Linked DNA regions of Homo sapiens: regions 1, 2, 3, 4, 5 and 7 are each linked to region 6. A link is a contact called in ENCODE Hi-C or POLR2A ChIA-PET data. All regions are on one chromosome and are shown on one strand. The core of a region is the stretch at or near the end of the contact, and the rest is flanking DNA. Distances in the headings are between cores, read along the strand shown.

Evidence for each region. A loop is a pair of places that touch in the nucleus more often than their neighbours do. ChIA-PET counts read pairs that join two places held with the same protein, here RNA polymerase II (POLR2A). Pooled maps may share reads with other maps.
Region 1: a pooled map shows a loop between it and region 6 (9-fold over the local background). The contact joins the promoter of ZNF700 here to the promoter of IER2 in region 6. A Hi-C loop is called at or near these places in 2 of 37 single-sample maps with no recorded cell type and 6 of 50 pooled maps. POLR2A ChIA-PET finds 5 or more read pairs at or near these places in 2 of 52 experiments (GM12878 and activated CD4-positive, alpha-beta T cell).
Region 2: a loop to region 6 is called in a map of naive thymus-derived CD4-positive, alpha-beta T cell, with 16 times the contacts of the local background. The contact joins the promoter of DDX39A here to the promoter of IER2 in region 6. A Hi-C loop is called at or near these places in 1 of 168 maps with a recorded cell type or tissue (naive thymus-derived CD4-positive, alpha-beta T cell), 1 of 37 single-sample maps with no recorded cell type and 9 of 50 pooled maps. POLR2A ChIA-PET finds 5 or more read pairs at or near these places in 2 of 52 experiments (GM10248 and activated CD4-positive, alpha-beta T cell).
Region 3: a map of natural killer cell shows a loop between it and region 6 (5-fold over the local background). The contact joins the promoter of ADGRE5 here to the promoter of IER2 in region 6. A Hi-C loop is called at or near these places in 3 of 168 maps with a recorded cell type or tissue (B cell, GM12878 and natural killer cell), 8 of 37 single-sample maps with no recorded cell type and 12 of 50 pooled maps. POLR2A ChIA-PET finds 5 or more read pairs at or near these places in 5 of 52 experiments (GM12878, MCF 10A, T-cell and 2 more).
Region 4: a loop to region 6 is called in a pooled map, with 8 times the contacts of the local background. The contact joins the promoter of SWSAP1 here to the promoter of IER2 in region 6. A Hi-C loop is called at or near these places in 7 of 50 pooled maps. POLR2A ChIA-PET finds 5 or more read pairs at or near these places in 2 of 52 experiments (Caco-2 and GM10248).
Region 5: a map of naive thymus-derived CD4-positive, alpha-beta T cell shows a loop between it and region 6 (24-fold over the local background). The contact joins the promoter of PRKCSH here to the promoter of IER2 in region 6. A Hi-C loop is called at or near these places in 1 of 168 maps with a recorded cell type or tissue (naive thymus-derived CD4-positive, alpha-beta T cell) and 7 of 50 pooled maps. POLR2A ChIA-PET finds 5 or more read pairs at or near these places in 1 of 52 experiments (activated CD4-positive, alpha-beta T cell).
Region 7: a loop to region 6 is called in a map of naive thymus-derived CD4-positive, alpha-beta T cell, with 2.9 times the contacts of the local background. The contact joins the promoter of LINC01841 here to the promoter of IER2 in region 6. A Hi-C loop is called at or near these places in 3 of 168 maps with a recorded cell type or tissue (GM12878, naive thymus-derived CD4-positive, alpha-beta T cell and natural killer cell), 4 of 37 single-sample maps with no recorded cell type and 11 of 50 pooled maps. POLR2A ChIA-PET finds 5 or more read pairs at or near these places in 2 of 52 experiments (T-cell and activated T-cell).

What each region holds. Positions count from the first base shown.
Region 1 is chr19:11,923,276-11,927,337 of GRCh38, reverse strand. ZNF700 (zinc finger protein 700) reads right to left here and starts at 2,231. Exons shown (of 4, transcript NM_144566.3): 1 at 2,065-2,231. The coding sequence starts at 2,127. It also overlaps a transcript of ZNF69 not described here. RefSeq lists a silencer at 1,769-1,968 and enhancers at 2,359-2,468, 2,519-2,568, 2,016-2,588, 2,745-3,534, 3,535-4,062.
Region 2 is chr19:14,416,545-14,420,590 of GRCh38, reverse strand. It overlaps DDX39A (DExD-box helicase 39A), which reads left to right and starts at 1,250. Exons shown (of 11, transcript NM_005804.4): 1 at 1,250-1,321. RefSeq lists silencers at 1,421-1,520, 3,668-3,757, 3,778-3,857 and enhancers at 1,641-1,780, 2,191-2,250, 2,621-2,670.
Region 3 is chr19:14,379,540-14,383,423 of GRCh38, reverse strand. It overlaps ADGRE5 (adhesion G protein-coupled receptor E5), which reads right to left and starts at 1,980. Exons shown (of 20, transcript NM_078481.4): 1 at 1,879-1,980. The coding sequence starts at 1,900. RefSeq lists a silencer at 492-631.
Region 4 is chr19:11,372,673-11,376,500 of GRCh38, reverse strand. SWSAP1 (SWIM-type zinc finger 7 associated protein 1) reads right to left here and starts at 1,835. Exons shown (of 2, transcript NM_175871.4): 1 at 1,572-1,835; 2 at 332-988. The coding sequence starts at 1,820. The coding sequence ends at 485. RefSeq lists enhancers at 1,106-1,155, 1,176-1,255, 1,486-1,535, 1,756-1,825 and a silencer at 1,926-2,005.
Region 5 is chr19:11,434,371-11,438,270 of GRCh38, reverse strand. It overlaps PRKCSH (PRKCSH beta subunit of glucosidase II), which reads right to left and starts at 2,636. Exons shown (of 18, transcript NM_001289104.2): 1 at 2,565-2,636; 2 at 2,075-2,230; 3 at 1,766-1,882; 4 at 300-395; 5 at 147-204. The coding sequence starts at 2,153. ODAD3 (outer dynein arm docking complex subunit 3) reads left to right here and starts at 3,150. Exons shown (of 13, transcript NM_145045.5): 1 at 3,150-3,498. The coding sequence starts at 3,255. RefSeq lists enhancers at 2,079-2,298, 2,549-2,958, 2,532-3,031.
Region 6 is chr19:13,148,115-13,151,903 of GRCh38, reverse strand. IER2 (immediate early response 2) reads right to left here and starts at 1,493. Exons shown (of 2, transcript NM_004907.3): 1 at 1,352-1,493. STX10 (syntaxin 10) reads left to right here and starts at 1,529. Exons shown (of 8, transcript NM_003765.3): 1 at 1,529-1,765; 2 at 2,007-2,176; 3 at 2,311-2,405; 4 at 2,813-2,875. The coding sequence starts at 1,731. RefSeq lists silencers at 1-218, 1,769-1,928, 1,969-2,018 and enhancers at 1,359-1,428, 1,449-1,648.
Region 7 is chr19:14,361,409-14,365,321 of GRCh38, reverse strand. LINC01841 (long intergenic non-protein coding RNA 1841) reads left to right here and starts at 1,332. Exons shown (of 4, transcript NR_134908.1): 1 at 1,332-1,450.

The DNA.
Region 1 (4,062 bases), core at 982-3,481, 1.2 Mb after region 6:
TGTTACCCACACTGGAGTGCAGTGGTACATCCTCGGCTGGGCTGCAACCTCTGCCTCTGGGGTTCAAGTGATTCTCTCACATCAGCCTCCTGAACACCTGGGACTACAGGTGCAGGCCACCACACCCGGCTAATTTTTGCTAGTTTTGGAAGAGATGGGGTTTCACTATGTTGCCCAGGCTGGTCTCGAACTCCTGACCTCAAGTTATCCTCCCACCTTGGCCTCCCAAAGTGCTTGGATTACAGGCCTAAGCCATCATGCTGGCCCAGAGTAGCTTTCAATAAACTCTCTTCTCACTGCACTTTGTGACTCGTCTTGAATTCCTTCCTGTGTGAGATTCAAGAACTCTCCTGGGGTCTGATCAGGACCTCTTTTCCTGGTAATACAAGCAAGAACTTAACTTCCAGTTTTGGAGTACTGAGTCTATTTCCCTAGAGTCTGTGTTTTTCCCAAATGGGCCACTGCTATCCTTCCGCTTGAATAAACTCTTCCAACTGAAATCTTGACCTTTCTATTATTTCGGAGTGACAAGTCCAAATAAGGCAACTGCATCTCTGCAACCAATCAAGCATTTATCTGGTTTGTCTCCTCACGTAACTTATAAAAGCTTACCCCTAAACTGGTAAACTAAAAATAAAAACATACCTCTGGCCCGGCGAGATGGCTCACATCTGTAATCCCAGCACTTTGGGAGGCTGAGGTGGGTGGATCACTTGAGGTCAGGAGTTCGAGACCAGCCTGGCCAACATGGTGAAACCCCATCTCTACTAAAAATACAAAAATTAGGAGGGCATAGTGGTGCATGCCTGCAATCCCAGCTACTCAGGAGGCTGAGGCAGGAGAATCACTTGAACCCGGAAGGTGGAGGTTGCAGTGAGCCGAGATCAGGCCATTGCACTCCAGTCTGGGCGACAGGAGACTCCGTCTCAAATAAAAACAAAGTACCTTTCCAGCTAAGTGAAGTGACCGGCTCTTGGCCAACAGGACCCGCAAAAAACCCTGAAAATTGAGTGCCTCTGTATGACAGGATGGGAGGTGAGACAGGTCTCCTTATACCCTCTCCCACACATTCATGTAAAAATAGATAGAATGGAAAAACAGACTGCTTGTGGCAAGAAGATACTAACTTACAAACAAAACCTAAGGCCACGCAAGGCAAAAGTAAAGTCACGCCTCAGAATTCATAAAATCTAGAGAAACAGGTCTGTTTTCTGGCTGGGATGGAATCAAGTGGCAGATAACAGACCCCCTTCCTTCCTACCTCCTCCAAACTTTAGACAAACTTCACACTCTCAACCAGCTGCCACCTACAGAATCCCTCAACCACCTGTGCCTTCTAACCCCCCTTCCACAGGTCCCACCCTTTCTGCCAATGGAACTTACACCTTTCAGGCACTGATTCATCATTTTCCCTGCAATTCCTGTCTCTCTGAAATGAATAAAACCAAACTGTCTTGAGCCGCCTCGGGACCACTTACTCCAGGCTGCTTGGGGTTGTGTTTCCCTCGGCCAAGGTCTCTCCTATTCGGCTCTGAATAAACTTCTTTATTTTACATAGTTTGGCTTTTTCCGTTGACAAACCACAACCCAGGACGGGGTGTTTCTCATTCGTGAATCGCTGTTTGCTCAAATGAACTCTTTAATTGTTAACGTACCTCAGTTTAATTTTTAACAGGAGAAAGTGGGGACTGGGGGCCCCACAGACCACTGCTCCTCCCACGCACGAACCCCACACCCGAGTCAGGATGCCTCCATGACCCTCCCGTTGCTTCCGCACAATCTGGGGAGACGCGGGGCTGCGGGAGCGGAACTGCCCAGAGAGGGCTCCGGGGCAGGGGCCGCGGCCGCAGTCGCCGCGCAGGGACGGGACAGGACGCCCGGGTCCTGGCTGCTGGCCCAGCCCCGTCCAGCGGCCAAGGGGACCGAGGGCCGAACTGCTCAAGGAGGACTCGGTCCCAGACCCCGGAGTCGCCCACAGGGAGGCCCGGGTCCCGCCACAGCCGGTTCCCGCCTGTTCCAGGCAGCCCCTCCCCCGTCTCACGACATCTGGTCCCGCACACGCACCATTTCCCGGCTTTCAGATGTACCGGGGTCCTCTCTACAGCTCCTGTGACTACAGCAGGGCATAGCGCAGGCGACAGAGCGACAGAAGCCTGGGTACAGGCACCAGGTCCCTCTCGGGCTGGTCTGACCGGTTACCAACCGCCGCCCGCGCAGCGAGGAAGGTGAGGAAAGCGACCCCCTCCATTTCCGGATGAACTGTGGGCAGTGCCACGCCCCAGCACCTCTGATTGGATGAAATACTAGGTCCCGCCCCCCACATCTGAGTGACAGCTGAAGCCCTGGGTATCAGGCCCCGCAGAGCCAGACTGACGGATTCTAGCCACAGCTTCTCTAAGGGCGAGCTGCTTTCTGCACTCTGGTTATTGGATATTTGCATTTCAGCCAAACTTGCTATTGATAGAAGAGAACACTAGCGTCATCCTCACTCAAGGGACAGTCCCCGCTCCTTCGTTCTGCACGGGGTCACAGGAGTGTGCAGGGAATTTCAGACTCAGTGTCCATAGGAGCCAACTGCTGGCCTCAGAGCAGCAGGGGAACCGAGACCAGGCCAGGCACGACTGCACCAGGAGGAGAGGCATATGTCCTCGAGCGGGCCGGAATTGGGGATGAGGCGTGGCCAAGCCTTGCTCACACACCCCCATCCCCTTGTGAAAATGCTTCCTCCTTTCAGATCTTCATTTTCACCAGCAGGAAACTCTCACCAGGTTTTGTTTCTGACCTAAGTAAACTGTCAACTTCATGAACCCTTTATCCAGGTGACGCCACCAAACAATTCTGTCTCTAGCTCTAGCCTGATCTTCACACATTTTCTTTTCTTTCTTTCTTTTTTTTTTTTTTTTTTTGAGACGGAGTCTTGCTCTGTAGCCCAGGCTGGAGTGCAGTGGTGCGATCTCGACTCACTGCAAGCTCCGCCTCCCGAGTTCACGCCATTCTCTTACCTCGGCCTCCGGAGTAGCTGGGATTAAAGGCGCCCGCCACCACGCCCGGCTAATATTTTGTATTTTCAGTGGAGACGGGGTTTCACCGTGTTAGCCAGGATGGTCTCGATCTTCTGACCTCTTGATCCGCCCGCCTCGGCCCCGCAAAGTGCTGGGATTACAGGCGTGAGCCACCGCGCCCGGCCACACATTTTCTTTATCTATACAAATAACTCTGACCCCAACGACCCCATGCATGTCAAACCCCAAACCCTGCCCAGAAGACAGCTCCAGAGGTACAACACCAGAAAGGACAGAGACGCCACAAATGCGTCTGCACATGGGTCTTCTGCTTTCCAGGGCTCTGCAGCTTCTCGGAATCCACACCCTTTCTGGAGCTGCTCTGAGCAGCTGGAGGCCACTTGTAGAAGGGGGTGGGCTGCCCGCGAAGCCCCCAGGGAAACTCTCTTTCCCTCCCTTTGCAGGCTGCAGAGACTGTCCTCAACGTGGAATCACTGGCCTTGGGCTCTGCTGCCCCCTGCAGGTTATTCAGCTACTTCTCACCCCATCGATTAGTTTCGCGAGACAAACACCTTCAATCCCATTGTGTAAATAAGACACCAGCAGAGTCCCTGCTCTCCTCCTATGCTTATGTATAAAGTGGGGGAGGAAAAATCTAAGATAACTTAAGGGCATTTGAAAGACTTCCAGATCGCGGTGGAGGTGGCAGCTGAGGGACTCGCAGTCAATGACACTGCAGCACCTCCAGGCCAGGCTGGTGGGAGAGAGGGTGGAGAGCTGGAGATGGATGTGGATAGGTGGAGGGAGCTGCCCTGGGAACTGGGCTCTGCAGCAGTGCGGCTCTAGGGCCCGGAGCCCGGGAGAGCAGAGATGGGGGCTCCCAGGACAGGAAACTCAGGGAGGAGAGAGTCGGGTGGCTTCCATGGGACGGGGTGCTGTTGCAGCTTGTGTGAGCCAGTAGCTATCATAACTAAGCCCAATCGGGACGTGAAAACTTGGATTCCGTGGGAATTTATGAAGAGGAAGGCTCTGATGACAAAGAAGTCATCGATGAGGAGGG
Region 2 (4,046 bases), core at 1-2,500, 1.3 Mb before region 6:
CTTTACCAAATTTTTAAAAATTAGCTGGGCATGATAGGTAACAAGAGTGACACCCTGAAGAAAGAAAGAAGAAAGTGGAGGGAAAGAGGGAGGAAGGATGATAGGAAAATAAATCTGCCAGGATCTAATAAAGCTTAGTGACCATGCCACCATGCCACTCCTAAGTATTTAAAAGAAATGAAAATTTATCTTCCCCAAAATACTCTTACAGTACAAGCTCTATTAACAGTGGCCAAAGACCGGAAACAATCAATTGGCCAAGAACAGGTGAGTGAAACTATATTGGCTACATTATAGTATAGCCACACAATGAAATACCACTCAGCAGTAAAAAATAACGAGCTGTTGATATCCCCACAACATGGACAACTCTCAAAAACACTTTGCTGCGGCCAGGCAGGGTGGCTCATGTAATCCCAGCACTTTGGGAGGCGGAGATGGGCAGATCACATGAGGCCAGGAGTTCGAGACCAGCCTGGCCAACATGGCGAAACCCCTCTCTACTAAAAATATGAAAATTAGCCAGGTGTGGTGGCGGGCGCCAGCAGTCCCAGCTACTCAGGAGGCTGAGGCAGGAGAATCGCTTGAACCCGAGAGGCGGAGGTTGTGGTGAGCAGAGATCGCGCCACTGCACTCCAGCCTAGGTGACAGAGCCAGACTCCGTCTCAAAAAAACAGCTTTGTTGAGCAAAAGTCAGACACAAAAGACAACCTATTGCATGCTTCTACTAACGTGAAAATCAAGGAGACAAAACTATCGTGGAGCGATAGAAATCCAAATACTGCAAAATGTTCTGTCCATTTGAGTCATTCCAAGCTCCCTATTCTTTTCAGAGCCTACACTGTGGAGGACCCCCAGGCCGCAGATTGATAGCAACTGGGACAGTTCTGGTTTCAGCGCCCAGCGCAGACGCCACTCTTCGAAAAGGTGGGGCACACGCCAAAACGCAATCATCCGGTCTTCAGTTATCAGTACTAAACATGGCGGCTCCCACCGAGCACCACACCCAGATCACGAGACCGCGCGCTGTCGGAGCCAGTCTGTCGGCTCACTGGGGCGCGCCTACTTTTAGATTGACCAATAAACGCGAGGCGTAAGGCACGCCCTCTTTCTTCCCGTCTCCGCCAATAATCTCCCGGTCCCTTCCACAGGACCCAATCACCGCTTCGGCCTCTCTTGAATGAAAAGGCAGCGGCCCAGTCAGCAGAGCAGCAGCCCGACGCAAGAGGCAGGAAGCGCAGCAACTCGTGTCTGAGCGCCCGGCGGAAAACCGAAGTTGGAAGTGTCTCTTAGCAGCGCGCGGAGAAGAACGGGGAGCCAGGTGAGCAGCGGATCCCGGGCGCGGGGCCGCGGTGTGGGGACGTCTGAACTGAGAGCGAGAGGACGAGGGGAGACGTTGGGATCTAAGGGGAGGGGGAGAAAGGGTCGCGAGACGGTGGGGGCGGGGCGGTTGGTGTGTCAGAGCGCTGTGTGTTGGCCGTTGGGCACCGGGGCGCATGCGCTAGGGGTGGGCCAGCCGTTGGCGCGCGGTGCTCGGGGCTCGGGGCCCGCTTCTCGGAGGGGCTGTCATGGCCTACGGCGCTCCGAGCCCCACTTGGAGTCTGTCAGTTCGTCCGAATAGACCCCGCGGCGGCCTGGGGCCATTTGGAGAGGGACGAGGGGGTGACGCCGGGGTCTGGGGCCTGGGTGGGAGAAGTTGGAGCTTTCAGTTGTCAGGGGTTTCTTTGGGTCCGAGGGACTTGATCCCTTTCCCAGTCTACCTTCTTCTTGGTCTACTTTTTACGGGATTCGGGATTCTGAGATTTAGAGCAAATAAGACTTTATTTTGGAAGGCCGGGCGCGGTGGCTCTTGTAATCTCAGTACTTTGGGAGAGACCAAGGAGGGCGGATCACTTGAGGTCAGGAGTTCGAGACCAGCCTGGCCAACATGGTGAAACCTCGTCTCTACTCAAAATACAAAAAAAAATCAGCCGAGCGTGGTGGCGAGCGCCTGTGGTCCCAGCTACTCGGGAGGCTGAGGCACGAGAATCGCTTGAACCCGGGAGGTGGAGGTTACAGTGAGCCGAGATCGCGACACTGCACTCCAGCCTGGGTGACAGAGCGAGATTCTGCCTCAAAAAAAACAGAATGAAAAAAAGATTTTCTTTTGGAAATAGGAGTCCCCAGGTGGGAATAAACTCCGGGGTGGAAAGCCTGCCTGGGGACACTTGAGGGTAACTGGGTACACGTGGCGTGTCTGGGTTGTGAGTTCCCCGCTGTCACCTTTCAAGTTCATGCGCTCCTGGCGCCTTAGCGGTCATGGCCACCCACTTTGGGCGGGGAAAACCCCGCCGGATCCTTTCCTGATCTAATCAGTTTTGAGCTTTAGATCCTGTCCAGCCCGGTTTCTCGAAAATTTTATCTTAGCAGATTCGGTTCACCCCAATTTATTTATCTCTCTCTCTCTTTTTTTTTTTTTTTTTTTTTTTTTGAGACAGAGCCTTGCTCTGTCGCCCAGGCTGGAGTGCAGTGACACTATCTCGGCTCACTGCAGCCTCCGTCTTCCGGGTTCAAGCAAGCACATCCGGCTAATTTTTGTATTTGTAGTAGAGACGGGGTTTCACCATGTTGCCCAGGCTTGTCTCTAATTCCCGACTTCAAGTGATCCGCCCGCTTCGCCTCCCAAAGTGCTGGGATTACAGGCATGAGCCACCACGCTGGGCCCCAATTTCTTTTTTTAAATTTATTTTTCTTGAGAAAGGGTCTCCCTCTGTCACCCAGGCTGGAATGCCATGGCGCCATCACTGGCAGCCTCGACCTCCTGGCTCAAGCGATCCTCCCGGCACAGCCTCCCAAGTAGCTGGGACTACAGGCCCATGCCACCACACCGGGCTAATTTTTTTCTTTTTTTAATTTCTACTTATTTATTTTTTAGCCTTTGCTACATAGAAGGTGCCCCTTGGGCTATGTGTTTTTTAAGTTTTTTTAAGTTTTAGGGTACATGTGCACAACGTGCAGGTTTGTTACATATGTATACATGTGCCATGTTGGTGTGCTGGACCCGTTAACTCGTCATTTGCATTAGGTATATCTCCTAATGCTGTCCCTCCCCCCTCCCCCCACCCACCCGGCTACTTTTTTAAAAATTGTTTTTGTATAGACGCGGTCTCGACTTATTGTCCAGGTTGGTCTCGAACTCCTGGGCTCAAGCCATCCTCCCACGCTGGCTTCTCAAAGTGCTGGGATTACAGAAGTGAGGCACCATGCCGGGCCTGCCCCAAATTTATTTCCCCACCAACAAAACAACTTTGCTTTATTTCCTTAAAATACACCATCTCTTGGCCACCTAGATTTGGAGCCCAGAATAGACTGTGGCTTTTCTCTACCCATGGATTGGTCAGGGGATGTTCCTGTCTTTTGGCATGTCCCACCCTTTCTTTCCTTACCTCACGCCCCTACCCTGGTTACTTCTCTTTTATTTGGTGACTGGTTTTCCCTGCTACTGGTCTTAACCTACCCCTTCATCGGAGGAGTAAGTTACAGTACTCTTGGGCAGATCCTGATTGAGTGGCTCAGCTCCAATCTAATTAGCAGTTCCCTATTGCTTAACAAGTACACAGGCCCAGGCTGGGCGTGGTGGGTGGCTCATTCCTGTAATCCCAGCACTTTGGGAGGCAGAGGCAGGAGGTTTGCTTGAGTCCAGGAGTTCACGACCAGCCTGGGAAACGTGGTGAAACACTGTCTCTACTAAAACAAAAATTAGCCAGGCGTGGTGGCATGCACCTGTAGTCCCAGCTACACAGGAAGCTGAGGTGGTGGACTCACTGGGCCTGGGAGGTCGAGGCTCCAGTGAGCTATGATTGCACCACTGCACTCCAGCCTGGGTGACAGAGCGAGACCCTGTCTCAAAAAACAAAAAAACAAACAAACAAACACATGCCCTGTGTGGCTGACCAGCTCTTCCAGCTTTGTCTTCTGCCCTGACGCCAGCCAGCTAGTCCTACTCTGCATACCCCAAAAGGCTCTGGTGCTTTTCGGACTGACCTTTCTTGGCTCCTGTTTTCCCT
Region 3 (3,884 bases), core at 731-3,230, 1.2 Mb before region 6:
AAGAGACTCTCCTACCTCAGGCTCCCGAGTAGCTGGGATTACAGGCGCCCGCCACCACACCCAGGTAATTTTTGTATTTTTAGTAAAGACAGAGTTTCACCATGTTGGCCAGGCTGGTCTCGAACTCCTGACCTCTGGTGATCTGCTGGCCTGGGCCTACCAAAGTGCTGGGATTACAGGTGTGAGCCACTGCACCCGGCCTTATTATTAATTTATTTTTTGAGATAGGATCTTGCTCTGTCACCCAGGCTGGAGTGCAGTGGTGCAAACACAGCTCACTGCAGCTTCAACCTCCTGGGCTCAAGGGATCCTCCCACCTCAGCCTCCTGAGCCACTAGGACTACAGGCGCACACCACCAAGCCCGACTAATTAAAAAAAATTTTTTTTGGCTGGGCGCGGTGGCTCATGCCTGTAATCCCAGCACTTTGGGAGGCGGAGGCGGGTGAATCACCTGAGGTCAGGAGTTTGAGACCAGCCTGGCCATCATGGTGAAACCCCGTCTCTACTAAAAATACAAACACAAAAACTAAAACAAAAAACTAGCCGGGCATGGTGGCAGGCACCTATAATCCCAGCTACTCGGGGTGGATGGGGGCGAGGCAGGAGAATCGCTTGAACCCAGGAGGCGGAGGTTGCAGTGAGCCGAGATTGCACCATTGCACTCCAGCCTGAGCGACAAGAGCGAGACTTTGTCTCAAAAAAAAAAAAAAAAATTTGTTTTTGGTAGAGACAACGTCTCGATGTGTTGCCCAGGCTAGTCTCCAGTCCCTGGGCTCAAGAGATCCACCTGCCTCGGCCTCTCAAAGTGCTGGGATTGCAGGTGTGAGCCACTGTGCCCAGCCAACACTTTTAAAATGCTGTTTACCTAATTCTTACTGTGAACCAGGAATAGTTTGTGTCCTAACTCACTCATCCCTTAAAACAATCTAAGACGGAGACGGGTTGTGCTCCATTTTATAGATGAGAAAAGTGAGGCGCAGAGGCTCTCTGACTTGGCCCTGGTGACACAGACAGCCAGGGCGTGGAACCCTTGGGAAGCCAGGTCTTGGCAACTGCCCCCAACAAGTGTGCCCCCAAGAAACCCAAGGTGGGCTCTTGTCTCTCACTCTCAAGCCAAGGCGGGGTGCTGAGCTGACACCTGCCACTTGGGGCTGGCCCAGGGAAGCTGTGTCCCTGTGGTCCAGGAAGTTCTGGTTTTTGCCCCAAATGTCATTTCTTCACTCTCTTTGTTGCCCCGTTGCTTAGGCAACGAGCTACCCTGATAACCGTTACAGTCACCTTGGGTGGGGCGGGAAAGGGAGTCCCAGGAAGTCACAACAAAAATCAAATTCAAACCCAGAACCAGGCAAAGTCCCTTCGATCCGCAGCTGAGCCCCAGCCAGGTCTGCGGGGAGCAAGAACTGGGGTCTCTGGGGGCTGCCCCTGCTGCTGAGACTGCGAGGGACAAATTGGGGGTACCTTGCAGTGGAGAAGTCCTGGCTTCTAGCTTCCCCACCCCCGCCCATGTCCTTCTATGCGTTATATTAAGCACAGCGGCTCTCAGGGTCCCAGCACTCACTTTTTGCCCCTTTCCTTCCCCCGTGCCTCAGTTTCCCCTCTTAGGGAGCAGATGCCAGACTGGCTCCAGTAGAAAGCTTGAGGATCCCTCCAGGCAGGGTAGCAGGCTCCAAGAGCACCCTGGAGTTCCTGCCGGGGTGTGGGGGTGCCCAAGCACCACCAGCCCCTCTCGCCGTGTGCCCGTGAGTGCCTGCTTGACCATGTGGCTTCCTCTATCGCAGGCCCCACAGACACCAGCGGCGCCTCCCGTTTCTCAGACGCAGCCAAGGGGTCCCGCTGGAGCTTCCTCGCCCCTCCCAGCGGGGCCCCAAAGTACTTACCGAGAAAGACGCGGCCTCCCATGGTTGGAGCTGCCGGCAGGAGCGGCAGGGGAAAGAGTGAGTGGGACAGGGCTGTCCCGTCTCCACAGGCTAGGCAGCTGTGCAGGCTGTCCCGAGGCCAGGACTTTATGAAGGAGGGGGGGCGGACAGCCGCTGGCCCAGGGCCCTCCCCGGAACTGGCGGTGCAGCTGGAAGCCAGCAGGAAAGTGCAATAAAAACACAGACCCAGGGGCGCTGCATACACACACACACACACACACACACACACACACACACACACGTGCACTCAGTAAGAATGAAGTGCAACCTGCTTTCAAAAACCCTCTGCTAGAGTTTCCACCATGTGGCTCTGACGAACCCTTTGGCCTCTGTGTTGGGGCTGGCTGCTCTGAGGGGAAGGTGTGGCAGCCGGGCGGGGCGGTCTTGCCTGGGGCCACTTGGCTCTTCCCTGGGCAGGCGCAAAGGGGTCTTGTCAGAAATAGCTCTGGACGCCCACGCTGGTGGGACTCGCCCTGTGCCCAGAGCTTTGGCATGCCAGAGTTGGCAGAGCCTGCGTCCCAGCTGGCAGAACGTTTCCCTGCCATTTTCCAGATGAGGAAACAGGTCGGGTGCAGAGGCTCGCACCTGTGATCTCAGCACTCTGGGAGGCCGAGGCAGGAGGATCGCTTGAGCTCAGGAGTTTGACACCAGCCTGGGCAACATGGCGAAACTCTTGTTTCTACAAAATAAATAAATAAATAATCCAGGCTGGTGGCAGACATCTGTAGTCCCAGCTACTACTACTCAGGAGGCTGAGGCGGGGAGAATCACCCGAGCTGGGGAGTTTGAGGCTGCAGTGAGCTATGATGGTGCCACTGCACTCCAGCTTGGGTGATAGAGTGAGATCCTGTGTCAAAAACAAAAAGAAAGAAAGAAAACTGAGGCATTACAGTGTCCACATAAAAGCCCAGGGAGGGAGAAGGGGCCCTCTTCCGATGCCAGGCAGGTGCCAAGAAGAGAAGCTTCACCGCACAGAGCAGACCTCCTGGATCTTTCTGATCTTTCTAAGCCAGTTTCCCCCTGTGGGAAACTTATATTTCAGAGGCCTCTTCGTTAATCAACAGAGAATCATGTGATAGGAGGGTTCTTTCCTTTCTGGATAAATCACATGATTAGCTTGTCTCTTGAGCTACCTCATAATTTTTTAAAACGCTATTTTTTGGCTGGGTGCGGTGGCTCACACCTGTAATCCCAGCACTTTGGGAGTCTGAGGTGGGTGGATCACCTGAGGTCGGGAGTTCGAGACTCAGCCTGACCAACATGGAGAAACCCTGTCTCTACTAAAAATACAAAATTAGCCGGGTGTGGCGGCACATGCCTGTAATCCCAGCTACTTGGGAGGCTGAGGCAGGAGGACTGATAGAACCCAGGAGGCGGAGGTTGTGGTGAGCTGAGATTGTGCCCTTGCACTCAAGCCTGGGCAACAAGAGTGAAACTGTCTAAAAACAAACAAACAAACGCTATATATATTTTTAAGAGATCTTACTCTGTCACCCAGGCTGGAGTGCAGTGGCACCATCACAGCTCACTGCAGCCTCAAACTCCAGGGCTCAAAGGATCCTCCTGCCTCAGCCTCCTGAGGAGCTGGGACTGCAGCTGTGCACCATCACGCCTGGCTAGTTTTTTCTTAAGTTTTTTTTTTTTTTTTTTTAAGACAAGCTCTCGCTATGCTGCCAAGAAAATGCTATTATTTATAGAGCACTTAGTCTGCACCAGGCCTGGTCATAAGTTTGTTTTTTTTTTAATCTATTTTAACTCATTTACTCCTCAAAACATCTGCAATGATGTTGTCATTCCCATTTGACAGAGGAGGAAACTGAGGCACAAGTGACCTACCCAGCTGAGAAGATCCATAGGCGGGCAGCCCAGCCCCAGAGTCCCTACAATGAGCCCAGGGGAAAGTCTCTACTGGGCACTAACATGTCTTTAGCGCCTCCGTGACCCTGAGGCTTAGCAGGCGTCTGTGT
Region 4 (3,828 bases), core at 586-3,085, 1.8 Mb after region 6:
GATGGAGTCTCGCTTTGTCACCCAGGCTGGAGTGTAGTGGCACAATCTCGGCTCACTGCAACCTCCGCTTCCTGGGTTCAAGCAATTCTCCTGCCTAAGCCTCCTGAGTAGCTGAGACTACAGGCACCTGCCACCACACCCAGCTAATTTTTTTTGTACTTTTAGTTGATACAGGGTTTCATCATGTTGGGCAGGCTGGTCTCCAACTCCTGACCTCTGGTGATCTGACCGCCTCAGCCTCCCAAAGTGCTGGGATTACAGGCGTGAGCCACCACGCCTGGCCTGAAGCTCTTTTTATAAAGTTTAAAGCAATGAAACTATAAACAACATATTGATTGGGTAAAATATATACAAGATAATGCTATACTTTTAAAAGAGAAAAAGCACTTTACATTGTTTAGGTCTTTGGATCTGCATATGTCCCTGAGGTAAGTATTCCAGCCATGGGAAACTGAAGCACAGAGAGGTAGTCACCCACCAAAGCTCAGGGCTGGCCTCCAGAGCTTGAACCCTTGCCTGAGCTGGGGTCACCAGCCTGGGTGGGCCACGGAGCGATCATCATTTCTCCATCTGATCGGAAAGTCACCCACCACTCTGTTCTGGGGCCCAGCCCGCCTGGCTCCAGGCAGGCTCGGAGGCCGTGCTCTCCTGGACCTGGTGCATCTGGCTGCAGCCAGCACTGGGCAGGAAAATACCGCTGGAGCAGTGCCAGGTGCAGGACGTCCCCACTACCTGCTTCCTCCTGGGTCTGGAGGGCCACCATGAGCCCACAATCCCGGCCAGGCCCAAGCCGGTGGCTGAAGTGGGCAGCTGTGTCTAGAAGTAAGGCAATGAGGTAGGCGGCTTCCTGGGGCTCTGGGTCTTCCGCTAGGTACTCTTCTAGGCCGTCGAGCAGCAGAAGGGAGGGGGCTGGCCCCGGGGCCTCATGGGCAGAGCACAGGAGCCGGAAAAGCTCTCGGGTTGAGGGTGGGTACTGGAAGCGGATCTTCTAGAAGGAGAAACAGAAGGAAAGGGCCGGATTCAGCACAGGAAGCCAGACTCCTTAAAAGTAACCCTGCCTCCTTGCATACTTTCCTTGGTTCCAGGATGAACCAGTTCAGAGCTGTTAAATATTCTTATATTCGCCCGTTTTTCCAGCACTCATCACTGCCGAGTATTAGTTGAGGGCAAGCCATTTTTGCTTGTTTGTTTTTGGCCAAATCTCTAGCGCAATTTTTCCACGGAAAACCCTCCCCCAGCATTCTCGGTCTGACCCCATCCTTGACACTAACAGGAACCAACTCAGGTCCAGAATGGACCCAAGCTTAGCCCCGCCCCTTGATGGGCCGGACTTCAATCTCTGGGCACCGCCTCTTGCTAACACCGCCCATCATTGGATGGGCTCTCACTTCAATCTTAACTAAGCTCCGCGTGGTGCCACTCCTCACTCCGCCTGCCTGACTCCGCCCCATCGTGGCTGCCCTGGCTCGCTCTTCCACCGTCCTCTCCATTGGCTTGTCTACCTGTTACTCAATATCCCGGATCTACTCCACCATTGGCTAGAACGCCTCTGCTCCCACCCCCACGGTTACCTGGAGTCGCATTGGGTCTAGAGTCGTTCCGGTCCCGCGGGGCATGCTTTGAAGAGGCCTTCGTGTCAGGAAGAGGACTGGGCCTTGGCCCTCCCCCGCCGCCTCTAGGGCCGCAGCAAATAGCAGCGCTGTTTTTCCAGATCCTGGTGTACCGAGCAGCAGCAAAGGCGGTCCGGCGGCAGGCATGTTCTCCTCCCCGGACCAGGCCGCACCGCCCCTGGTTAGCACCCGCCTCAGCGTCTCCGCCATTCGCCGCGTAGCTCTGACCAATCGGTGGCTCGTTCCCAGCCTTAGTCCCGCCCAAGCCGTGGCCGCATCGGTACAGTTCACTTAGTTTCTCTATTGGTCTAGGAATCTGTCCATCAAAACTCGATTCCTCAGGTGAATGGGCAAATGGTTAGAACCTATGCGGAGGAATGGGTGCATTCGAGGGAAATAAGACCCTTCCCTGAGGGAGGCTGCTGGGGGAACCAGCACGAATACTATTATTGTCAGCTAATCAGACAAATATAAGGGTTGAAAGTTGGAGGAGTAGACCAGAATGAGTGACATATTATTTAAAGGCTCCTAGCCTCAGTTTGCCCTGCTGTAAAATGGGGCTTATGATATCTCAGAGGAGTATTGTGATCGGCATGTATTTGTGTGTGGTTTTGCTGATGTCATCCAATGACAACTGAGAGTTTTGGAGAGGGGGATGAGCTGTGTGCTTGTCTTTCTGTGCACCTGAGTATGGGCCGGAGTGTGTGTCTGGGGACACAGGCTCGTGGACAAAACATCAACGGCCATCCCCGAAAGTCTGTGAGATGAAGCCTCTCAACTTACTTCCTCACTGGCTAAGGGGTTCTGTGGGGCCGCCTTTGTGGTACGGGGGGAAGGCAGGACCGCAGGACAAAGAAGGAAGCAGGAGAGATAAAGAGACAGGAGCTGGAAGACTGAAGGAGAGATACAGCAGGGACATTGTCTTGTTCACTTCTGTTCTCCAGTACCGAGAATAGCACCTAGCACATTTGTAGGTTCTCAAATACGTGCTCGTTAAGACAATGAAGGAAGGGAGGTGGGATTGATGAGAAACAGGGAGAAAGGGAGGAACAAAGTGAATGATCGTGATCCCTGGCTGGATCTTCTCACCCAGACTTCGCCCCAGAGCTGCCACTCACGCCTGTGTTGCCCTGGCAACCTTGTCTCCTGGTAACTCCAAAGTGGTGCCGTTGCCTGGAGACCCAGGGGCAGGGAGAAAGTGAGATTTCCTGGGCTTTCTCTCTCCCTCTGGGACCAGAAAACAGCTCCACGACATCCCCCAACACACCCACTCACACAGCTGGGCTCACTCACACCCCTCTACACACACACACACACACACACACACACCATGGCATCTCTGAATATATTCTACTTTCAGAATCCCCATCATCCACATGCTCCAACCTTGCCCTATCCTGACACAAAGCATCCCATACAAACTCTGTCCCACATTCATCCCCCACACCCTTTCTCTTGCAAAACACGCAACTATGACATTGCCACTACACACACAGACACACACAGTGAAGCACACCGATACACTGCGCTGTCAAACACGCCACCTCAGCCCCCATCCCCCAGCAGATATACAACGCATGATTCACCTCACATTTCAACACTCCAAATGCACATACAGGCCAGGTGTGGTGGCTTATGTCTGTAGTCCCAGTGCTTTGGGAGGCCAAGGCAAGAGGATTGCCTGAGGCCAAGAGTTCAAGACCAGCCTGGGCAATGTAGGGAGACCCCCATCTCTACAAAATACTTCAAAATTAGCCAGGTGTTGGCCGGGCGCGGTGGCTCACGCCTGTAATCCCAGCACTTTGGGAGGCCGAGGTGGGCAGATCACAAGGTCAGGAGATCAAGACCATCCTGGCTAACACGGTGAAACCCAGCCTCTACTAAAAATAGAAAAAAAAATTAGCCAGGCATGGTGGCAGGCGCCTGTAGTCTCAGCTGCTTGGGAGGCTGAGGCAGAAGAATGGCGTGAACCCGGGAGATGGAGCTTGCAGTGAGCCGAGATCGCGCCACTGCACTCCAGCCTGGGCGACAGAGCGAGACTCTGTCTCAAAAAAAAAAAAAAAAATTTAGCCAGGTGTGGTGGCGTGCACCTGTAGTCCCAGCTCCTTGGGAGTCTGAGGCAGGAGGATTGCTTGAGCCCAAGGAAGTCAAAGCTGCAGTGAGCAGTGATTGTGCCACTGCACTCCAGCCTGGGCAACATAGCGAGACCCTATCTCAA
Region 5 (3,900 bases), core at 1,387-3,886, 1.7 Mb after region 6:
AGGTGGGGATTAGGATTCACAAGGCACCTGGCACAGACAGAGAACCCGATACAGAAAAGCAGAAGAGAGAGTGGGCCCGATTCACTGGGTGGAGCCAGGCAAAGTCTTGGGGTGGGGTGATGGGAGGGGTACTGTCACCCACGTACTTGCAGGTGTTCTCACAGATGACGCCGCTGTTGTACTCGTCTGTTCCATCGCAGCAGTCTGTGGCAGAGGCAGAAGCCAAGATCAGACCTGGCAGTGCCTCCTCCCTCCCTCCCTCTACCACCTTTCCAGAATCCTGGTGCATCTTCACTTACCACAAACACCATCGTTGACCCGGTTGGAGGGGATATACAGGGGCTTATAGCCAGTGTTGGTGCAGTGGAAGCTGCCATTAGGACAGGCAGCCGTGCCTGTGAGGAAGAAGGGAGGGAAGGTTTTCGGAGTCAGCTCAGGGACAGACATGTCCCATCCATCCACAGATAAGAGCCCCTGACCCACACTGCACACAGCACAAGAAAGGAAAGGAAACCAAAGGAAGGAAAGAGTTGTACACTGCACAGCCAGGGCTCGAAATAAAGCTCTCCAGTGCCGCCTCCTGCCTCTTCTCACTGAGGCCCTTCAAAACAGGGTCTCCACCTGGCACGGGGGCTCACACCTGTAATCCCAGCACTTTGGGAGGCCGAGGCGGGTGGGTCACCTGAGGTGATGAGTTTGAGACCAGCCTGGCCAACACGATGAAACTCCATCTCTACTAAAAATACGAAAAATTAGCCGGATGTGGTGGCATGTGCCTGTAATCCCAGCTACTCAGGAGGCTGAGGCAGGAGAATCGCTTGAACCCGGGAGGTGGAGACTGCAGTGAGCCAAGATCATGCCACTGCACTCCAGCCTGGGCGATAAGAGTGAAACTCCATCTCAAAAAAAAAAATTAAAAACAAAACAAAACAAGGCCAGGTACGGTGGCTCACGCCTGTAATCCCAACACTTTGGGAGGCCGAGGCGGGTGGATCACAAGGTGACGAGATCGAGACCATCCTGGCTAACACAGTGAAACCCTGTATCTACTAAAAATACAAAAAAAAACTAGCTGGGCGTGGTGGTGGGTGCCTGTAGTCCCAGCTACTCAGGAGGCTGAGGCAGGAGAACGGTGTGAACCCGGGAGGCGGAGCTTGCAGTGAGCCGAGATGGCGCCACTGCACTCCAGCCTGGGAAACAGAGCAAGACTCCGTCTCAAAACAAAAACAAAACCAAAGACACGGTCTCATCCAGGCACGGTGGCTCACACCTGTAACCCCAGCACTTTGGGAGGCCAAGGCAGGAGGATGACTTGAGCCCAAGAGTTCCAGGCTGCAGTGAGCTACGATCATGCCACTGTACTCCAGCCTCAGCAACAAAGCAAGACCCTGTCTCTTCAAAACACACAAAAACAAAAAGCCAGGGTCTCCCTTCACCTCTGTCTCCTGCTGGATTGCTCTTGGCCCCACCCTGTCTCCCACTTCTAGGGGTTTGCCCGTGTTGACCCCTCCATCTGCAGCACCTTCGGGATTCAACTGAAACCTCACCTCCTTGGAGGAGCCTTCTCTGACCCCGAGGCTTGGGAGGAGGACGACTCTGGGCTCCTCCAGCTGCCCGGGGCCATAACACTGACCACTGACTTCTGAGCTTGTTTCTGCCCACTCAAAGGGGAGCCAGCAGAGGTAGTATCTTGGTCACACAGACAGGGCCTGGCACTGAGCAGTGTTCAATAAACATCTGATGGATGAACAGAGAAAAGGCTCACCTGGCTCGTCAGAGCCATCTTTGCAGTCGCAATAGTCATCGTTGACCTGATCAAATGGGATGGTGGCCGAACCGTCCAGGCAGGTGAAAGGCTTGGACTCATCGTAGAAGTGATGATCTGCGGGGTACAGGAAGCTCAGCCCAGGGCAGGTAAGCGCCTTCTCCACCAAATACCACCTCTGTCCTCCCATCCCCACCAGCGGAGCACTACCGGGAAACTGAGTCAAAAGGCTGTAAATGCCTATCCCTAAGGCCCAATGTTGGCCCCTCCCACCTCCAGCCTGGCGGGAGGGTGAACAGGAGGACTCACTGGTGAGGGAGACGCCCCGGGGCCTCTTGACCTCCACGGCCCAGCACATGGGTAGCAGCAGCAGCAGCGGCAACAGCATCTCACCAGACGCTCTGAGGCCCGAAACGGGTTCTGTGGGAGGAAGCCTACAGCGGGGAGATGCGCTGTGTCTTCACGCTGCAGGAAGAAAGCGGATCCCGGTCAGTGGGAGAGGGCTACTTCCAGCCAATTGGATTCCTCCATCGCTTCCAGGCAATGAGGCCTCACTTTGTTTCCGATATGGGGGCGAGGGGCAGCGATCTCCCCAATCCTGGCCAGTCTCACTTTGCTCAAATCAATGGCGAGGATCTCAAGATCTCAAAACCTCCGCTCCCTGTGCCCAATTGTGACCCAATTCCCGCCAACAGACCAAAGGGATTAACAGCCTCCGCCGTCCACACCCACACATGCACCCTCCGGTTGCCCCCTGTAAGAAACTGAGGTGCCCTCCCACCCGCTCGTTCACACCTACACGAGGCCGGAGCAAAGGTCAGTATCCACCGCACCCCTCTTGTCCAGCAGCCGCGGTTCCTGCTGCAGAAAGAAAGCGGAAATTTCTGGACCCCGTCACTTCCGGTCGTACGTTCCGCACCGGGAACGGAGACTCAGGGTCGCCATGTTGGGAGAGGCAGGAGTGGGGGCGGTGCCAGAGCCGAGACGGCCATCTTGGGCAGGACTGTGAAACCTTAGAGAGGATAGTTCTGAGGGCTAGCTCTTAATGGCGGCGCAGCGTACCTCCATCTTGGGAGTGGCGGCTTCTCAAGCCGGAAAGAAAGTTCCTGAAAAATGCCCGCGAACCCCCAGGGGCGGGATAAGGTTGGGGGAGGTAGGGAAACGGAATGAGCACGTGACCCCAAAGTGTCCAGACCCTCCGTCCTGCGGCGCGGCTCTACCCCGCCCACTGTTGGGACCGCCCCTCTATGCAGCCTCAGCCAATGAGAACGCAGTGTCAGCCACGGAACGCGGGTGATCTCCATGGAAACAGTGGAGAGAGACGGGGAGGCGGTTACCTGGCAACCGAGAGATGCGGAGCGCAACCACCTAGCGGTCGGAAAGTGCATTTTTCAGAGCCCTAGGAATCCGAGCTGACGGATCCCTGACAGGGGCGACTGACTCCTAGTTATCCCCCTAACCCCTAGGGGCCTTCAGCCCCAACCCCATCATGACATCTCCTCTGTGCAGGGCGGCCTCCGCCAACGCCCTGCCTCCTCAGGACCAGGCTTCGACGCCCTCTTCCAGGGTCAAGGGCAGGGAGGCTTCGGGCAAACCCAGCCACCTCCGAGGCAAGGGCACAGCCCAGGCGTGGACCCCAGGCCGTTCCAAGGGAGGATCCTTCCACAGAGGTGCAGGGAAGCCCTCTGTGCACTCTCAGGTGGCTGAGTTACATAAAAAGATACAACTGTTAGGTAAGATGGCTCCAGAGGGTACAGAGGGTCAGGGGTCAACAGTGCCCATCCAATCTTCATGGTGTGACAAAGGTATTTCTCCAGCATGAGTCTAGGTAAACCGTTTCTGGGCAAAAACTCATACTTAGTTCATGTTTTTCCTTCTCTGTCTCTTAAAACTTCTCATGGGTTCAGAACCGACTGAACTGTACTTCATACTTTCTTGTAATTTATTTTCTCTATTTTTTTTTTTTTTTTTGGCAGAATCTCACTCTGTTGCCAGGTGGGAGTGCAGTGGAACGATTTCGGCTCACTGCAACCTCCGCCTCCCGGGTTCAAGCGATTCTCCTGCCTCAGCCTCTTGAGTAGCTGGGACTACAGGCACACGCCACCACGCCTAACTAATTTTTGTATTTTTAGTAC
Region 6 (3,789 bases), core at 244-2,743:
GGAGTGACGTAGGGCAGTCGCGCGGGCCGCTTCCGGTTGCCCATATTAGGACAGGGCCCGTGATCGCCTTAGCGGCCGGCGGCGGGGCTTCCGGGGGGGGGGCGCGGAGGGGCGGGGCTTTGCGCTCCGGCCACGCCCCTCCCCATCCCCGACCCGGGCAGCCGGAGCAGGCTGGAGCCCCAGGCTTCCTGACTCGCATTCCAGCCGGGTGGGGGAAGAGGAGAGTTTCACTTCCTTCCCTCCAGGGGCCAGGAAGGCGTGACGCCAGGAAAGCACCCCGCAGCGGGTAGGGGCGACCTGAGGGCTCCCAGGGACGCCATCTCCCAGAGACGCTGCAGAACGACCCTGCATACACAGGAGACGACCCGCTGAGGCCCCCTTCATCCCATCTCTCCTCTTCCCAATTATTTCCCCCATACAAGGCCCCCTCCCAGGTTATTCCTGACCCCTGCCCCACACTGATCTTCTCAGGCCTTGGGACACCCTCCCGTCCCGCCCTTCCCCCGCACGCTGGGAACTCAAAAGTTATTCCCCCCTAAAATACCCTTCCCAAACTCGTCCCCATTCAACGATGGTGCCAGACTGCGACGACCTGCCGAAGACGCAGGCCGTCCCCACCCCGCTAACCTTACCACGGAGACCCCACAATGATTTCCCCAGCCCAGGCGCTATCTCTGAGACCCCACGCAGCAACTCTGACGCGCAAGGGGGCGACCCTCCGAGGACTCCCTCAGATAACCCGCCCACCCTCCAGGGGAGACCAGGCCCCCTATCACTCAAAAAAAGTGCTTTCCCGAAGCTCCCCAACACACAGCGCCACTGTCACACATAGGGACGACCCTGAGTCCCTCCGCTGATATTCCTGGCCCCTACCCAGACGGAGACCCCACACACAGAGGGCCCCCCTGGAGACCATCCTCAAAGCCACCACCCGCTACCCCCAGGCTCGCACCCAGAAAGACTCCGCGCTTCTGAAGAAACCCACCTCCACGCACTTTCTCAAAGGTGACCTCCCCCCGCTGCTGGCATATCTGGGACCCCCTCACGACCACCTCGCCCCAAGGCGACCTCGAAGTGCCCCCAACTCCGCCACTTCTCAGGAAAGAGATTGGGAGAATGCGGCAGAACTCCCCGGAGGAGCAGGCCCGCTCCTCACCGCGCCCCCGCAGGGAGAAGGGAGGACCACCTCTCCCCCAGACCCTAGCCAAACCTGACACTCGGGACCCTGGGATGGGACGATCTCCCAGGTGCCAGCTCAGGGAGTCCATGAAAAGCTTCAACGAATCGAATGAGCCCCTTCCCCAGCCATAATACCCAGCCGCCAGAGATGAGGGAGGCTATCATTATTTACATTGCCCGTGCCTGGAAGGGAAACTGAAGTTGCGCAGGAACAATCCGAGGAACTGGGCCTTGAACCGAAATTCCGAACTCGGACCCGAATAGGCCCAGACAGAACTCCGACACCGCCCCCTACGGTGCGGCACGAGAGGGCTAAGGGGCGGGGGCATGTGCACCGGAAGCTGCCTCTGCCCACAACCAAGATGGCTGAGGAGAGGGCGGAAGTGTCCGCACGTCGGGCCTCCGAGGCTTCTCTTTCTCCCCTGGCGGTCCGGCTCTCGATGGTGGCGTGACGGGGGCGGGGGTGGCGGCGCGTTCTCCTCGGTTGGGAGGGAACCAGCCCGCGAACCCAGGCCGGGAGGGGGGTTCGGCCTGGGGGGGAAGGGACTGACATGTCTCTCGAAGACCCCTTTTTTGTAGTCCGAGGGTGAGTGACAACGACGGGGGAGGGCGGAGGGTGCTCTGTACCCAAGCCAGCCAGTGCCCGGGTGCCGGCCCCAGCGTGCCCGGCGGGCTGGGCAAGGCCGTCGGGGTGCAGAGTGGGAGGCGCACGCAGGGGTATATAGGGGTCTCCGGAGTCCCCCATGCGTTTGGGTTTGCAGTCGGGGGCAGAGGCAGGCGGGAGGACCGCCTGCCCCCAGCCGCGCCCGCCGTGCCCCTGCCCGCAGCGAGGTGCAGAAGGCGGTGAACACGGCCCGCGGGCTGTACCAGCGCTGGTGCGAGCTCCTGCAGGAAAGCGCGGCGGTCGGACGCGAGGAGCTGGACTGGACGACCAATGAGCTGCGGAATGGCCTGCGCAGCATCGAGTGGGACCTCGAGGACCTGGAAGAGACCATCGATATCCTGGGGCTTTGTGGCAGAGGGTGGCATGGGAGAGCCCATTGCGGTGGCAGCCCACCTTCGGGTAGGGCTGGACCCCTAGGGACGGGGATGATATCTGGCTCCGGCCTTGACCCTTGACTCTCAGCCCACGTATAGTGGAAGCCAACCCAGGCAAGTTCAAGCTCCCAGCCGGGGACCTGCAGGAGAGAAAGGTGTTCGTGGAGCGGATGCGAGAGGCAGTCCAGGTCAGGAAAGGTCCTGCAGGCGGGGAGTGGGGGAAGGTTTGAGTGTGTTTTTTTTTCTTTCTTTCTTTCTTTTTTTTTTTTTTTTTTGAGACAGAGCCTCGCTCTGTCGCCCAGGCTGGAGTACAGTGTTGCAATCTCGGCTCACTGCAACCTCCGCCTCCCAGGCTCAAGCGATTCTTGTGTCTCAGTCTCCTGAGTAGCTGGGACTACAGGTGCCTGCCACGATACCCGGCTAAGTTTTGTGTTTTTAGTAGAGACGGGGTTTCACCATGTTGATCAGGCTGGTCTCGAACTCCTGACCTCAGGTGATCCACCCGGCTTGGTCTCTCAAAGTGCTAGGATTACAGGCGTGAGCCACCGCGCCCAGCCTGAGTGTCTTTCCTCCCTAATGCTGTCCTTACCTCCAGGAAATGAAGGACCATATGGTCAGCCCAACAGCCGTAGCATTTTTGGAGAGGAATAACAGAGAGGTAAGCCTTCCTGACCCACCCTGCCCACCTGAGCCCCTGGGGGTAACCAAGCCAGATCCCTCTGTGCGTGTTCACCTGTCCCTTTTGCGACAGTGCCCGTCCTCTCTGTGGGCAGTTATCTTCTTGCTGTCTACCTGCCTGCACTTTCTCGGTGTGTGCACCTGAACCTCTCTATGTGTATATGTCCGTGGGTTCCTCTCTACTGTGTCCTCTGGGTCTATACTGGTTTCCTGTTGCAGGAGAGGGCTGGGGGCCTGTGTACCTATCTCCTTTCTGCTTCCATGCCATTTGTCCTGTGTGCACCTGTTTCCAGGACGCATGCCTGCCTTTTACTCTTTTTTTTTTCTTTGAGACAGAGTCTTGTTCTGTTGCCCAGGCTGGAGTGCAGTGGCTTGATCTCAGCTCACTGCAACCTCTGCCTCCTGGGTTCAAGCGATTCTCCTGCCTCAGCCTCCCAAGTAGCTGGGATTACAGGTGCTCGTCACCATGCCAGGGTAACTTCTGTATTTTTTTTTTTTTTTTTTTGAGATGGAGTTTCACTCTTGTTGCCCAGGCTGGAGTGCAATGGTGCAATCTCGGCTCACCGCAATCTCCGCCTCCTGGGTTCAAACAATTCTCCTGCCTCAGCCTCCCGAGTAGCTGGGATTATAGGCATACGCCACCATGCCTGGCTAATTTTGTATTTTTAGTAGAGACGGGGTTTCTCCATGTTGGTCAGGCTGATCTTGAACTCCCAACCTCAGGTGATCCACCTGCCTCAGCCTCCCAAAGTGCTGGAATTACAGGCATGAGCCACTGCGCCTGGCCTAATTTTTGTATTTTTAATAGGGTTTTGTCATGTTGGTCAGTCTGGTCTCAAACCCCTCACATCAACTGATCTGCCTGCCTCAGCCTTCCAAAGTGCTGGGATTACA
Region 7 (3,913 bases), core at 83-2,582, 1.2 Mb before region 6:
CACCTGGCTAATTTTTGTATTTTTAGTAGAGATGGGGTTTCACCATGTTGGTCAGGCTGGTCTTGAACTCATGACCTCAAATGATCTGCCTGTCTGGGCCTCCCAAAGTGCTGGGGTTACAGGCATGAGCCACCAAGCCTGGCCTCTTTGCTGATTTTCATCTGTAACTTTCACTGTAATAAACCATAACTGGGAGTAACACCACTTTTCTGGGATCTATCAATCTCAGCAAATTATTGACCCTGAGGGTGGTCTCAGGGACCCCCGACACAAGCCCCATTTCCCAGCCACCATCTTTTGCAATCTCCATTGCCCTAGTCACCGAATGGCATATTCTTATCCATTTGCTATTTCCTGCCTCTCTCCTCTGGATCAAAGGCTCTGGAAGGTCGAAAACTCATCTGTCTTTCCCATGAAAGGCTGTAGAACAAAATGGTCAGGGGTCAAGTCCTGGCCCTGTCACTTTTTCATTGTTGCTGAGTCAAGGTCTCAGCCAGGGTGGAGTGCAGCAGTGCAGTCATAGCTTACTGCAGCCTTGAACTCCCGGGCTCAAGCAATCCTCCCACCTCAGCCTCCCTTGTGGCTGGGACTACAGTCACATGCCACCACAGCCAGCTATTTTTTTTCTTTTAAGACAGGGTGTCGCTCTGTCACCCAGGCTGGAGTGCAGTGGCATGATCTCGGCTCACTGCAACGTCTGCCTCCCAGGTTCAACTGATTCTCCTGCCTCAGCCTCCCGAGTAGCTGGAATTACAGGCATGCGCCACCACGCCTGGCTAATTTTTTTTTGTATTTTTAGTAGAGACGGGGTTTCACCATGTTGGCCAGGCTGGTCTTGAACTTCTGACCTCAGGTGATCCGCCTGCCTCGGCCTCCCAAAGTGCTGGGATTACAGGCTTGAGCCACCAAGCCCGGCCCCACACCCAGCTAATTTTTATTTTTTGAGACGGAGTCTTGCTTTGTTGCCCAGGCTGGAGTGCAGTGGCACGATCTCAGCTCACTGCAATCTCCACCTCCCAAGTTCAAGCGATTCTCCTGCCTCAGCCTCCGCAGTAGCTGGGATTACAGGCATCCGCCACTACGCCAGCTAATTTTTTTGTATTTTTAGTAGAGACGAGGTTTCATCTTGTTGGCCAGGCTGGTCTTGAACTCCTGACCTCAAGTGATCCGTCAGTCTCAGCCTCCCAGAATGCCTGAAGGTTAGCTTTTAAGTGTTGGTTACTTTATCTCCTCAGTAGCTAGATCAGGGTCCAGGTGGTCAGGATTCAGTCAAAAGCAAGTGATTAAGGAGACTCCTCTGGGGACTTTGCGATGGAGAGGCAGGAGGGGCCACGAGCGGGGGTGGGGAAGAGAAGAGGGCACAGAGGCCAGCGGATGAGAGAGACACCAGGGAGCCTGGGATGCCTGCCCGAGGCTCTGGCCACGCCCATGCCCTGCCTGTCCCGCTAAGGTGAGCTGGTCCTTCTGTGATCACCCGGGGAGGAGGCCTACAGGAGCTGCAGAGCTGAGTAGAGAGGGAAGGCGCGGGGGAGGCCAAGTCCCACGGGTCTGGGCTTCTAGGAGGAAACGTGTGGGAGGTTGGGACGGGAGGCGTGGGGGCGGGGGACAGGCAGGGCAGCTGGAGCCGGGGCTGTAGTCGGGCGCCGGCCAAGCCCCAAAGAAAGCCTGTGTTGGGCAGCGTCCGGTCTGGCCTGGCCTGGGAGGATGCCTGCTTGCTGCTGGGGGGCCCTGGAGATGCCGACGTAGCTCTGTACCCCCGGGAGGAATGTGACCCCCTCCCCACCCCCAGCCTCCAAATTTTTCCACATAAGGCTTCAGGGGTGCTCATGCCGCATGAGTTCAGGACAAAGGAATCAAAAGCACATGGACTGGATTCCCTAGGGAGGAGAAATTCTGGAAATAAGACGAAGAGGAGGACAAAGGGGCCCGGGGGCGGGGTGAGGGTGCTGGGACGGAAGCGGGGGGCGGGGATTGGGAGGCAGCCGGAGAAGGTGCCTGGCTCTGAGTGGCCTTAGACTGGGGACACATCTCAGCTGGGGATGAAGGCCACTGTGGCCCCGGACCGCCAGGGCAACTCCTTGGACCTCTCTGAGCCTTGTTCCTTCCTTTTTTTTCTTTTTTCTTTTTTTTTTGAGACGGAGTCTTGCTCTGTCACCCAGGCTGGAGTGCAGTGGCGCGATCTCGGCTCACTGCAAGCTCTGCCTCCCAGGTTCACGCCATTCTCCTGCCTCAGCCTCCCGAGTAGCTGGGGCTACAGGCGCCCCCCACCACGCCCGGCTAATTTTTTGTATTTTTAGTAGAGACGGGGTTTCACCGTGTTAGCCAGGATGGTCTCAATCTCCTGACCTCGTGATCCGCCCGCCTCGGCCTCCCAAAGTGCTGGGATTACAGGCGGGAGCCACCGCGCCCGGCCACCTTGTTTCCTTTCTTTTGGCCCAGATTCTTGGGGCAAAATACTTGGAGTCCTCCATGTCTCTGTCTCTGTTTTATTTTGTTCTCTCTTTCTGTTTCCTTCTTTCTTCTCTTTCTTCGTTCTCTGTCTCTCCTTCCTTCCTTCCTTCCTTCCTTCCCTCTCTTTCTTTCTTCTCCTTCCTTCTTTCTTTCATCTATCTCTGTCTCTCCTCCCTTTCTTTCTCCTTCCTTCCTTCCCTCCCTCCCTCCATTTCTTCCTTCCTTCCTTCCTTCCTTCCCTCTTTCTTCTCCTTCCTTCTTTCTTTCTTTCCTCTATCTCTATCTCTCCTCCCTTTCTTTCTCCTTCCTCCCCTCCCTCCCTCCCTCCCTCCCTCCCTCCCTCCCTCCCTCCCTTCCTTCCTTCCTTCCTTCTCCTTCCCCGGTCTCACTTTGTTGCCCAGGCTGGTCTTGAACTCCTAGGCTTCAGTGACCCTCCTGCCTCTGCCCCACAAAGTACTGGGATTACAGGCATGAGCCACCATGCCTGGCCTCTATCTCTGCCCCTGTCCCTTTCTCTCTCTCTCTATTGTATCAGCAAATCCCGAGAGCTCTATTTTCAAAATCTATCCAGCATCTACTCACTTTTCACCTCCTCCACAGCCCCTACCTGGTCCGGCCCCATCAACTCCCCCTTGGCCCAGTGCAGACTCCTCTGCCCTGGTCTCCTGGCTCCTGCCCTTGCTCGCCCGCTCCATGCTTTTCTGTCAGGGCACGTCCCTCCTCTGCTCAAGGACCCTCCAGGGCTCCCACCTCACTCAGTGCAAAAGCCAAATTCCTTCTTGTGGCCCACAGGGCCCTGCAGGATCTGCTCAGCACTTATCTGCCCTCACCTCCTCCTTCTCTCCCCTTTGCTCATTCCCTTCAGCCAGGCCAGCTTCCTCGCCGTTTTGGGCATGCTCCTACCTTAGGGGCTTTGCACGGCAGCTCACTCTCACTTGCAGCACCACCTCCTCCTCCAGATCCCCACATGGCTTTCTCTCGCCCCCTTCAGGTCTTTTTTTTTTTTTTTTTGAGACAGAGTCTCATTCTGTCACCCAGGCTGGAGTGCAGTGGCACAATCTCAGCTGGCTGCAGCCTCCGCCTCTCGGGTTCAAGTGATTCTCCTGCCTCAGCCTCCTGAGTAGCTGGGATTACAGGCACGCACCACCACACTCAGGTAATTTTTGTATTTTTTTTTTTTTTTGAGACAGAGTCTTGCTCTGTTGCCCAGGCCAGAGTGCAGTGGTGCGATCTCGGCTCACTGCAAGCTTCGCCTCCCAGGTTCACGCCACTCTCCTGCCTCAGCCTCCCTAGTAGCTGGGACTACAGGCACCCGCCACCACGCCCAGCTCATTTTTTGTATTTTTAGTAGAGACAGGGTTTCATCGTGTTAGCCAGGATGGTCTCGATCTCCTGACCTCGTGATCCGCCTGCCTCGGCCTCCCAAAGTGCTGGGATTACAGGCGTGAGCCACCGCGCCCGG